2 separate regions of the Homo sapiens genome follow, and region 1 is linked to region 2. A link is a contact called in ENCODE Hi-C or POLR2A ChIA-PET data. All regions are on one chromosome and are shown on one strand. Each heading gives the region's core, a stretch centred on a gene start or an enhancer-like site at or near the end of the contact. The rest is flanking DNA. Distances are from core to core; before and after follow the strand shown.

Region 1 (5,915 bases), core at 2,529-5,028, 210 kb before region 2:
AGGTGGAGGTTGCAGTAGGCTGAGATCACGCAGTGGCACGCCAACCTGGGTGACAGAGTGAGACGCCGTCTCAAAAAAAAAAGATACACATGTAATGAATAGAGTTTGAAAAATGTATTTAATAACTTTTTTAAAAGAATAATGTAGATTTGGGGAATTCCAGAGAATTCCAATTCATTGTTTTTGAATCCTGAAGGTTGGTATTTGTCGGGAATTCAGAAACACTACTAATAAGAGGTCAAATTTGTGCCTTGAAGTTCAACTCAGTGTGTTTTAGTGTTTTCAGCAACAGTTCCATGAAGGGCCACAAGGTGGAGGTGGTGCTTCACAGAACTAGCTAGTTTTGGCCTCTTTAACCGTCTCTGCTCTTTTTCTTTTTCCCCTACTTCATAAAATTGTTGTAAACTCTTCACTCTTTTAGAACAGGAAAGTTTGTTTTTTTGTTTTTTTGTTTTGCTGAAGATGGAGACGATTTCTAAATATTTAAGGCTGAAATAATGCTAACCAAACTCTTCTTAAAAAGAGAAAAGGAAGAGTGTACCACTGAAGCCATGTGGGGCCACAGTTGCCTTTGTTGGAAGCTTTTTAAACTAGAGCAGATTTTATTTCTTTAAGAGTTAAAATACCCATCGATTTTTCCTTGAGTAACCTTTGGTAGTTTGTACCTAGGAAAGAATTTGCTCATTTCATCTGTTTTTGGTTTCATGAGCATACAGTTACTGATAGCATTTTATTATATTTTACTGTTTATAGAACCTGTAGTTGATGTCCTCTTTCATTCCTGATATTGGAAATTTTGTTTGCTCTCTTTTTGTTAGTGAATCTACCTAGAGGCTTTTTTAACTTTATCGATCTTTTCAAAGAAACACCATTTTGTTTCATTGTGGTTTTTTTGTTTTTCTGCTGATTTTATTATGTTTTTTATTATTTCCTTCCTTTTACTTGCTTTGAGTTTAATTTCCTTTTTCTAGTTTCTTAAAGTAGTAGTTTAGATTATTGATTTGAGATATTTTCTCTTCTAATATAAATAATGTCATACCTTTCCTTTTAAGCACTGCTATAGTCACATCCCACAAATTTTGATATGTTTTATTTGTATTTAATTCAGAATGTTTTTTATAATTCTACAAAATTTTCAACTTTTTTCCTTTTATCTATTGTCTCTCCTTTGTTATTTTTGCTATCTCTATGGCATTCTATTTGACACAATTTAGACCAGTCCCTTTATCCCCTTCATTCTTAATTCTTCCTTCCTTCCTCTGTCCCTCAGGGTCTTGTGTTCTGTTACCTAGGCTGGAGTACAGTGGTACAATCATAGCTCACTGCAGGCTTGAACTCCTGGGCTCAAGTGGGCCTCCCTCCTCAGCCTCCCTAGTAGCTAGGACAATTACAGGTGCACACCAATGTGTGCCTGGCTAATTTTTAAATTTTTTTTTTTTTTTTTTTTTTTTATAGAGATGGGGCTTTGCTAAGTTGCCCAGGCTAGTCCCAAACTCCTGGGCTCAAGCGATCCTCCTGCCTCAGCCTTTCAAGTAGCTGGGACTACAGGCATGTGCCACCAGGCCTGGCTGATGAGCATTTTATCTAGCTTTAAAGCCCTTAAATAATTCCAGACATCTGTGTCATCTCATCATTGATGTTTGTTGGTTGTCTTTCCTGGTTTTTCATATGCTGAATAATTTGGGGTTGTATCCTGAACATTTTCATTAGGTTTTTTTTTTTTTTTTTAATAAGACTCTGGGTCTTGTTTTAATCTGCCAGTTTTGCTGTCATTCAAATTCAGTCTTCATCAGTATGCCTGTTTCTATTTACTTTTCAAAGTAAATAACTATGAATATCCTTAAATAACTACACTACCCATCTCTCCAGGTTTTATTGCTACTTTCAGTGGAAAAGATAGAGTGGAATGTGCTTGCTCCATTGTACCTAGAACCTTCCTTCCAGAGAGGATTTTACTTTTGCTTTATTCAAATAACACTAGCTCCTGAACAATTTTTATGTTAATTTCTTAAAATTTGAACCTCAACCTTAAATCCCAAACCGAAATTAGGCACATAAATCTTACTTTGAATTTTGAGGTAAGACTTTTTTCCCCCTCTTCAGAGCCCAGTAGAAACAGACAAAATTCCTTGCTGTTTTCCTATGCCAGTAGGCAGACATTTTTCTAGTCTGTTCTTTCAATAGGAATTTTAGCATTGGCCAGGCATGGTGGCTCATGCCTGTAATGCCACCACTTTAGGAGGCCAAAGCGGGTGAATCACTTCAGCTCAGGAGTTGAAGACCAGTCTGGGCAACATGGCGAAATCCCATGTCTACTAACAAATTACAAAAATTAGCCAGGTGTGATGGCACAGGCCTGTTGGGAGGCTGAGGTGGGAGGATCATCTGAGCCCTGGGAGGTCAAGGCTGTGGTAAGCCATGATTGCACCACTGTACTCCAGCCTGGGTAACAGAGTGAGACCCTGTCTCAAGAAAACAAACAAAAATTTTAACATTATGCAGGGGGTGGAGTTTTAGTCTCACTTTTAATTCCCTTTCTGTGGGGGGTTCATTTTTCTATCCCAAGGCAGTGTTTAAAAATCCTCACAGGAAGCTCTCCAGGGCAACTGTGGTCCCTGACCCACTAATGAAAGTTCCTTATCTTTCTTTGTTTCTGACACTGTGGATTTCCTTTCTGCCTTTTAATGTGCTTGTTCATTAAAATAATGTTTTACATTTATATTTTATCTTGCTATTTGTAAGGATTTGTAGCAGAAAGATTTTCAGGTTTTCTTGATTGCTATCTTGCTGAAACAAATACTTTTTATAGAATTATTCTTTTAAAAATCAACTGATGTGGCCAGGCACAGTGACCTGTAATCCCAGCACTGTAAGAGGCTAAAGTGGGAGGATCTCTTCTCAAGCCCAGGATTTCAAGACCAGCCTGGGCAACATATTATAGCAAGACCCTGTCCCTCCAAAAAATTTTTAAATTAGCAGGGCATGGTGTCATGTACCTGTGGACCTATCTACTTGGGAGGCTAAGGCGGAAGTATCCCTTGAGCTTAGGAGTTTGAGGCTGCAGTGAGCTATGATCAGGCCACTGCAGCCCAGCCTAGGGTGACAGAGCGAGACCCTGTCTCTCAAAAAATAAAAATAAATACAAATCAACCGACATACACAAAAAAATTAGATGCCCAATTAGAATACAAACTATTATTAGAATTGCCAGAATTTCTAATATTCATACACCATGTGGATTTGTATAACACATTTATATTTATGTTTTAGGCTAGGGAATATAATTATGTCTATAATGAATCAGGATTAAAAGAGTTCCTGTTATCTCTTGTGACTGAAAAAAAAACAGTGTTTGATTTGGAAAAAAGTATTATCAGTATAATAAAATTAATGCTGGTTTCAAATAATAACTTTCAGGTACTATGGAAAGGGCAATTTTAAACTTTGAGAACAGAAATAAAACCACTCTAAATAGCTAAAGAGAATCGAGGTTTGTGCGGTTACTTTTGTCTTTGTTTTGTTAGTGTTTAGTTTGTTGAATTCTTGGCATTCCATGTAAAATTCAATAGGAATCTCAGTTTAGCAGATACGGAGATTTCTGTTTCCTTTTACTTACAGTGGTTTCTTTTCAGAAACATGTTCTCCTTCCTTCCTGCCAGGAATGAGTAGCGACAGTGACATTGAATGTGACACTGAGAATGAGGAGCAGGAAGAGCATACCAGTGTGGGCGGGTTTCACGACTCCTTCATGGTCATGACACAGCCCCCGGATGAAGGTGCAGCACATGATGTCATTTTACACAGATTACTAAAACCACCGCTGCCGCTTCTCTTTCTTCTTCTTCTGCTGCTGCTACTTCTACTTTTTCCGCTCTACTGCTTTTGCTTCTTCTGCTTCTACTTCTTTTTTTTTTTTTTTAATTATTGTCATTTGTGAGACAACATTCTTTGGTTAACTATTATGGTGAGTACTAAAAAAACACAGCCAGTAATATTTGGCTTGGTTGCACCTAATGAGTGCTACTTACTGGGCAGAGACGGGGTCCACAACCTGCTTTTGTATAGTCTGTGACCTGAGAATGGTTTTTACTTTGTAAAGAGTCTTTAAAAACCAAGCAAAAGAAACAAAGAAGAATTTTCTTTGTGGGTTTTTTTTTTCTTTTTTTTTTTTTTTGCCCCGAGATGGAGTCTTGTTCTGTCACCCAGGATGGAGTGCTGTGGCGTGATCTTGGCTCACTGCAACCTCCGCCTCCTGGGTTCAAGCGATTCTCCTGCCTCAGCCTCCTGAGTAGCTGGGATTACAGGTATACACCACCACGCCTGGCTAATGTTTTTGTATTTTTAGTAGAGATGGAGTTTCACCATGTTGGCCAGGCTGGTCTCGAACTCTTGACCTCGTGATCCACCTGCCTTGGCCTCCCAAAGTCCTGGTATTACAGGCGTGAGCCACCGTGCCCAGCCCAAAGAAGAATTTTCAAGAGAGTCCATTTGTGGCCTACAATGCCTAAATATTTACCCTTCATAGGAAATGATTGCCAATCCCTGGGGAGATTTCAGATGTTTGGGTTTTTTTTCCTTTTCTAGCCTACTGTAAGATAACTTTAACCTTTTAAAATAAAAATAACTTAGAAATACATGCAGATTATGAAATAATTTTTATTCCCTCCTACCCCCAAAAAAGTTATTAGGAAAAAAACAAGAGAAACCTACTATTAATATTTTCCCTTGTTTTCTTCTGTCTTATTTGCATTGCATTTCTTCTTCTTTTTTTTTTAGACAGAGTCTTGCTCTGTCTCCCAAGCTGAAGTGCAGTGGCACAATCTCAGCTCACTGCAACTTCTGCCTCCTGGGTTCAAGCAATTCTCCCACCTCAGCCTCCTGAATAGCTGGGACTACAGGCATGTGCCACCACATCCAGCTAGTTTTTGTAATTTTTAGTAGAGACAGGGTTTCACCATGTTGGCCAGCCTGGTCTCGAACTCCTGACCTCAGGTGATCTGCCCACCTTGGCCTCCCAAAGTACTGGGGTTACAGGTGTGAGCTACCATGCCAGCCCTACCTAAATATTTTATAAATAGTTTTTTATTCTGCTTTTTTCACTTAAATATATTTGTATGTTATTTAAAATTTCATAAACTTCATTTTTTATGGCAACCTAATATTCTATCATGTGGATATACCATAAGTATTCTGCTGTCAAGCAGTTTTCTGGAATACAGATTAATCAGTAAAAGGATATACTGTCAAGTTAGAGAAATACACATTTAAAGTTACCCAGAGGCCTTAATAATCAATCTGAACATTCCTCTGCAAGATATCCTGGAGTGACAACATTGTTAAGCCTATGCCATTTTCTGCTTTATATTTTGCATATTTTCCTGGTGCTCTGGTATCTTTTTCAATACAGAACCAAGCATTTGATGATTTGTAAGTATTAAGGCATCTTTAGTAACTTCCTCTGCTTCTAAAATAAGCATCCAAATTTTGTGCAAGTTATTTGGAGTGCTGGTGGGTTTTTGTAGTGATACTTGAATGCGTAGTTTAATTGGCTTTGAAATATGTTTTATGTTTATAAGGTCTTGAATCTTGAGAATATACACCATTGCTTCTTGTTCCCTTTTTAAGCTGTCCCCAGATTGTCCCCAGGAGGACAAAATGAGACAATTCCTGTCATCTTTTAATTGTGGGTGTCTATTACACATTTTGTTTTTTTCTCCTTTATTTTTCCTTTGTGTTTGCTTATACCTGACTCAGATCACAAATTCTCTGAAGACAGAGATTTGTTCACAACCCAGCACATCTTTATCACTTAAATAACACATTTGGTAAGATTATTTAAAGACTTGGGAAGGAAAATACTGCCCTTGTTATATGCTTTTAAATTTTAAATTTTTTATTTATTTTTTAATCATAGA
Region 2 (6,135 bases), core at 967-3,466:
TATGAGCCTGAAGAAACCTAAAGAGGTGCTATTTGATGTGGAACAAGGCAGAATCTTTATTGGATATACTGAAATGAAAAGTAAAATGTTTCTTATGTTCTTAGAATTACGGGCTTGAGCTCTGGTAACAGTGTAGAGCTGGAGGTGTAGAAGTCAGTATAAACAAACTTCTAGAGAAAAGATCACTTAATTGCTTTTATTAGTCAATCTTTCAGTCCAAAACAGATGTACATTTTATGTATTAGGCTTGATAGTCCATTTTGTGATATGCCATTATGAATATTCTCAATTTTGAGGATCTGAAGGCAGTGTAACTGAAGCATCTGTCAATTCATTATTAGGATTAACTCAGCTAATCTGGCTGCTTAGGTGAGTTCTGGATCACTGACTAAAATTATTAAAAATCATTTCAAGTAAAGGTCAAGTCACTGAATTCACTTCTTTAACTCTTTAGTTGATCAGTTTCAATCTGTATAAAGCATGAAAAGGAATGTTCAATTTGTCTGCCCTAACTCCCTGCTATTGTTGCCAGAGACTGAGGCGGCAGAAAAAGGAAGAGGATCAGACTTAAAGTCTTAGTCTTTAAATTCTGCACTGACAAAAAATACGTTCATTGCTATTATATCCTTGAATATGAGAAATTCTTTTCTGTCCACCTCCTCCTAAACAGCAGCAGATAATTGGAGCAGAAACAAATTGAACATTCTTTTAAATGTTACCAAGAAGATGAAAACTGATCAACTAAAACTAGTTTAAAAGAAGTAAATTCAGGGAATTGGCATTTCATAAAATGGATGGCTTCTGCTAAGTAAATGTACCTTCTTCCCTCACAATAGTATGTGAAACTATACCCGTAGTGAAAGAGTACCGTTGTAGCAGACTGAAGTGACTCTTCTGTCAAGGGCATACAAATACCTCCAGTCACCTTGTTAATCTGTATACACTCTAACTCTTTGGATGAAAATCAAGGAAAGAAAGAGTTTATACAGACCCAGCACTTTGGGAGGCCGAGGCAGGTGGATCACTTGAGGTCAAGAGTACGAGATCAGCCTTGCCAACACGGTGAAACCTCGTCTCTACTAAAAGTTCAAAAATTAGCTGGGTGTGGTGCCGAGCGCCTGTAATCCCAGCTACTTGGGAGGCTGAGGCAAGAGAATCGCTTGAACCTAGGAGACAGAGGTTGCAGTGAGCTGAGATCGGGCTACTGCACTCCAGCTTGGGCGACAGAGTAAGACTCCATCTCAGGGAAGAAGAAAAAAAGTTTATACAGTTTGATGTGCTGAAAGACTGCAAAAATAGAAATTTGGAACAAGAATTTGTACAGAACTGGCATTTTCATGTTTTAAAGAAAACTCTGAACACGGCCAAAACCATTTTTTTCTTTCTTTTCTTTTTTTTTTTTTTTTAGACAGAGTCTTACTCTGTTGCCCAGGCTGGAGTGCAGTGGTGCGATCTCGGCTCACTGCAAGCTCCACCTCCCAGGTTCACACCATTCTCCTGCCTCAGCCTCCCGAGTAGCTGGGACTACAGGCGCCTGCCACCACGCCTGGCTAATTTTTTGTATTTTTAGTAGAGATGGGGTTTCACCCTGTTAGCCAGGATGGTCTCATCTCCTGACCTGGTGATCCGCCCGCCTCGGCCTCCCAAAGTGCTGGGATTACAGGTGTGAGCCACCGTGCCTGGCCCCATTTCTTTACTAAAGTACTCATAAGTGAAACAACTTCTGTATGGTTATGTATACTCTCTAGACTCTTTGGAATGGTAAGTGCTACACACATGGAAATAATACAAAATGATTAGTCCATGGGTCCAAGAATAACGAATTATTAAATCTCCAGAGAAAAATCCATTTTTAGATTTCCATTTTTACCAAACAAATATTAAGCTATCATATTAGCTGTGGGTTAAAAAAAAAAGAAGAAAAGAAAAAAAAGAAAAATTTGGGCCAATAATGCATTAGTACTTAAGTCATGTGTATTCAGAGAATTTCTGTACAAAATATTTAATCTAATGTATTACTGTGGGAATCTTGCCATCATAACTGTTTATGTCCAGTATGGGAGCCACTGAGGTTTGAGAGTCACACAGCCCTGTATGCCATCTTTGCCATTTACTAGTTATATGACTTTGGGCAAGTTATCAAACTTTTCTGAGCCTTGAATTCCTTATCTAATAGAATTTGAGTAAGAACTAAATATGATTATGCACACAACTATTTGGCACATTGCCTGACCCACAGCCAGAGGTCCGCATCAGCTGCTATTGTAATGTTAAATGGGCCAATTTATTTAACACCCTCTACTTCAGAATTTTCAAAATCAAAATTATGTAACTAACCCCTAGTGGTTTTCAATATATGTTTAGAAGAAATCCTTTCAGAAATGTGTCAAAGAAAATTAAGCAATAGAAAGCTAATAGCTTATGCACAAAGATTATGATTGCAATGTTATTTAAATAATAAATATTAAACTTAAATATTCAAAATAAGGGACTAATTATTAAATTATGTATAAACTGCAGATGAACATTAGGCAACAACAAAAACAATAATATGGAAGTTGTGTAACGGTGGCAGAATTATGCATTACAGTAGTCTCTCTTTATTCATGGTTTTACTTTTTGAAGTTTTAGTTACCCATGGTCAACTGCAATCCAAAAATATTTAATGGAAAATTCTACAAATAAACAATTCATAAGTTTTAAACTGCACGCCATTCTGTAGCAGCCCGATGAAATCTTGCATCATCCCACTCCGTCCTGCCTGGGACATGAATCATCCCTTTGTCCAGTGTATCTATGCTGTGCATGCTACCAGCTGTTAGTAATTTAGCAGCCAGGCTGGCTATCAGATCAACTGTCAGGTAACATTATAGCAATGTTTGTATTCAAGGAACTCTTATTTTACTTAATAATGGTCCCAAATTGCAAAAGTAGTGATGCTGGCAATTCAGATATGCTAAAGAGAAGCCATAAAGTGCTTCCTTAAAAGTGAAAAGGTGGCCAGGCCCGATGGCTCACACCTGTAATCCCAGCACTTTGGGAGGCCGAGGCGGGCAGATCACGAGGTCAGGAGACGGAGACCATCCTGGCTAACATGGTGAAACCCCGTCTCTACTAAAAATACAAAAAATTAGCCAGGTGTGGTGGCAGGTGCCCGTAGTCCCAGCTACTTGGGAGGCTGAGGCAGGAGAATGGCGTGAACCCGGGAGGCGGAGCTTGAAGTGAGCCGGGATTGCGCCACTGTACTCCAGCCTGGGCGACAGAGTGAGACTCTGTCTCAAAAAAAAAAAAAAAAAGTGAAAAGGTGAAAGTTCTTGATTTCAAGAAAGAAAAAAATCATATGCTGAGGTTGCTGAGATTTATGGTAAGAATGAATCTTCCCCCAACCCCATGAAATTGTGAAGGAAAAAGAGATTCATGTTAGTTTTCCTGTCACACCTCAAACTGCAAAAGTTATAGCCACAGTGTGTGATAAGTGCTCAGTTAAGATGGAAAAGGCAGTAAATTTGTGGGTGGAAAACATGAACTGAAACGTGTTTCAATTAATACAATCAGCAACTGGGTCTGGTACTATCTGTAGTTCAGTCATCCACTGGGGGTCTTGGAACGCATCCCCCTAAGACTGGGGGGGTCGTGGTTACTGTACTTTCTCTCCTATCTTCCATAGTTTTTATTATATTTTTTATAAAAAATAAAAGTTATGGCTGGGCAAGGTGGCTCATGCCTGTAATCCCGGCACTTTGGGAGGCTGAGGCAGGAAAATCACTAGAGGCCAGGAGTTCAAGACCAGCATGGGCAACATAAAGAGATCCTGGTTCTACTATATATATATATATATATATATATATATATAAATTAGCCAGGTGTGGTACATCTAGCTACTCTGGGAGGCTGAGGCAGAAGAATTGAACCTGGGAGTTCAAGATTGCAGTGAACTATGATTATACCACTGCACTCTTGCCTGGGCAACAGAGTGAGACTCTGTCTCAAAATAAATAAATAAATAAATAAATAAATAAATAAATAAAAGTTATATTATTCTTCTAAAAATTCGAGTGCCAGGACAATTCAGTGAGGGAAAGAACAAGTTTTTCCAACATATGGTGCTAGGATAACTAGATGTCCACTTGCAAAAGAATCAAATTGAACTCCAACTCCTCTATATACACAAATTATCTCAAAATAAATCTTAGACCTAAATGAAAAGCTAAAACTATACAACTCTTAAGAGAACACATAGTAAATCTTCATGACCTTGGATTGGGCAACACCAAAGGACATGTGACAAAAGAAAAAATATATAAATTGGACTATATCAAAATTGAAAATCTTTGGTTGCAAATGATACCATCAAGAAAGTGAAGAACTCACAGAATGGGAGAAAATACTTGCTAAGCATATATGATAAGGGACTTCTGTCCAGAATATATAGAGAACTCTTACAATTCAAATAATAAAAGATAAATAACCCAATTTAAAAAATGGGTAAGGCTAGGCATGGTGGCTCATGCCTGTAATCCCAGCACTTTGGGAGGCTGAGGCAGGCGGATCACGAGGTCAGGAGATAGAGACCATCCTGGCCAACATGGGGAAACTACGTCTCTACTAAAAATACAAAAATTAGCTGGGTGTGGTGGCACGGGCCTGTAATCCCAGCTACTCAGGAGGCTGAGGCAGGAGCATTGCTTGAACCCGGGAGGCGGAGACTGCAGTGAGCCAAGATGGTGCCACTGCACTCCAGCCTGGCGACAGAGTGAGACTCCGTCTCAAAAAAAAATAAAGACTCCGTCTCAAAAAAAAAAAAAAAGTGGTGGGGGGGAGGAGGGTAAAGGATTTGAATGAATATTTCTCCAAAGAAGATATACAAATGGCCAGTAACCATATGAAAAAATGTAAAATCAAACCAATATTCAAGACATCTGAACTTTGATTCACTCTATAACATTCTTACTAAAGCAGTAAACTAGCTTCATTCAGACACTATACAAGGACCGGACGTGGTGGCTCATGCCTGTAATCCCAGCACTTTGAGAGGCCTCGGTAGGCAGAACACTTGAGGTCAGGAGTTCGAGACCAGCCTGGCCAACATGGTGAAACCCGTCTCTACTACAAATACAAAAAATTAGCTGGGTGTGGTGGTGCGTACCTGTAATCCCAGCTACTCGGGAGGCTAAGGTGGGAGAATTGCTTCAACCAGGGAGGTGGAGGTTGCAGTGAGCCGAGACTGAGCCACTGCACTTCAGCCTGGGCAACAGAGTGAGACTCTGTCTCAAAACAAAACAAAACAAAACAAAAAAAACAGGCCGGGCACGGTGGCTCACACCTGTAATCCCAACACTTTGGGAGGCTGAGGCAGGTGGATCACCTGAGGACAGGAGTTTGAGACCAGCCTGGCCAGCATGTCGAAACCCTGTCTCTACTAAAAATACAGAAAAAAGTAGCTGGGCGTGGTGGTGGTCACCTGTAATCCCAGCTACTCGGGAGGCTGATGCAAGAGAATCGCTTGAACCTGGGGGTAGGAGGTTGCAGTGGGCCGAGATCACGCCATTGCACTCCAGCCTGGGTAACAGAGTGGGACTCCATCTCAAAAAAACAAACAAAACCACTACACAAATATACTACTGCCTCTCGAAGCATCCTGTTTATTCTCTAGACAGCTCTAATCACTAGAAAATTCTTCCTTCTTTTGGGCTTATGTCCCAGAGCTGCTTTTATGGCTAGATTAAGTCTAATTCTTTTGCCACATGAGAAAGGGCTGATACTGCTGTCATTTGGACATACGCCAATTTTCTCAAAGGTAGTACCTAAATCTGGATACATGCCAAGTCCAGGCCTAACCAACCTCCTTTATTCAAAAAACTACAGTAATTAAATTTTGGCAGGCAAATCTTATGGCTGATTCACAATTAAGTTTATCAACAATAAAATTCCCTTTGTCATAAATGCTCCTATTAGGCTATTTATCCTTCATCAATTCTTCTTTCAAATGGTTTTTTCCAACCCAAATTCAGGATTATATATTTAGTTATACTTATTTAAACCAATCTGTTAACTCCTTGTTGCTACAGACTTTCAAATTATTTTTACTGTTTGCATGAAGGTCCATCAAGCTTTGTCATTTCTGAATGTGATCAT

Evidence for each region. A loop is a pair of places that touch in the nucleus more often than their neighbours do. ChIA-PET counts read pairs that join two places held with the same protein, here RNA polymerase II (POLR2A). Pooled maps may share reads with other maps.
Region 1: a loop to region 2 is called in a map of IMR-90, with 6 times the contacts of the local background. The contact joins two enhancer-like sites. A Hi-C loop is called at or near these places in 1 of 168 maps with a recorded cell type or tissue (IMR-90) and 3 of 50 pooled maps. POLR2A ChIA-PET finds 5 or more read pairs at or near these places in 5 of 52 experiments (GM12878, MCF 10A, activated CD4-positive, alpha-beta T cell and 2 more).

What each region holds. Positions count from the first base shown.
Region 1 is chr17:58,999,459-59,005,373 of GRCh38, reverse strand. It overlaps TRIM37 (tripartite motif containing 37), which reads left to right. Exons shown (of 24, transcript NM_015294.6): 23 at 3,660-3,776; 24 at 5,915. Among named protein-coding and RNA genes, the nearest start is that of TRIM37, 100 kb to the left of the region's middle. RefSeq lists enhancers at 3,638-3,687, 3,738-3,977, 2,922-4,121. Within about 2 kb of position 3,778, at least 22 of the 41 ENCODE cell types and tissues checked have a DNase peak (open chromatin) inside an H3K27ac peak, as active enhancers do; they include IMR-90, where a contact is called at or near this core.
Region 2 is chr17:58,783,177-58,789,311 of GRCh38, reverse strand. All of the region lies in intron 1 of PPM1E (protein phosphatase, Mg2+/Mn2+ dependent 1E), which reads right to left. Among named protein-coding and RNA genes, the nearest start is that of PPM1E, 30 kb to the right of the region's middle. Within about 2 kb of position 2,216, at least 2 of the 41 ENCODE cell types and tissues checked have a DNase peak (open chromatin) inside an H3K27ac peak, as active enhancers do; they include IMR-90, where a contact is called at or near this core.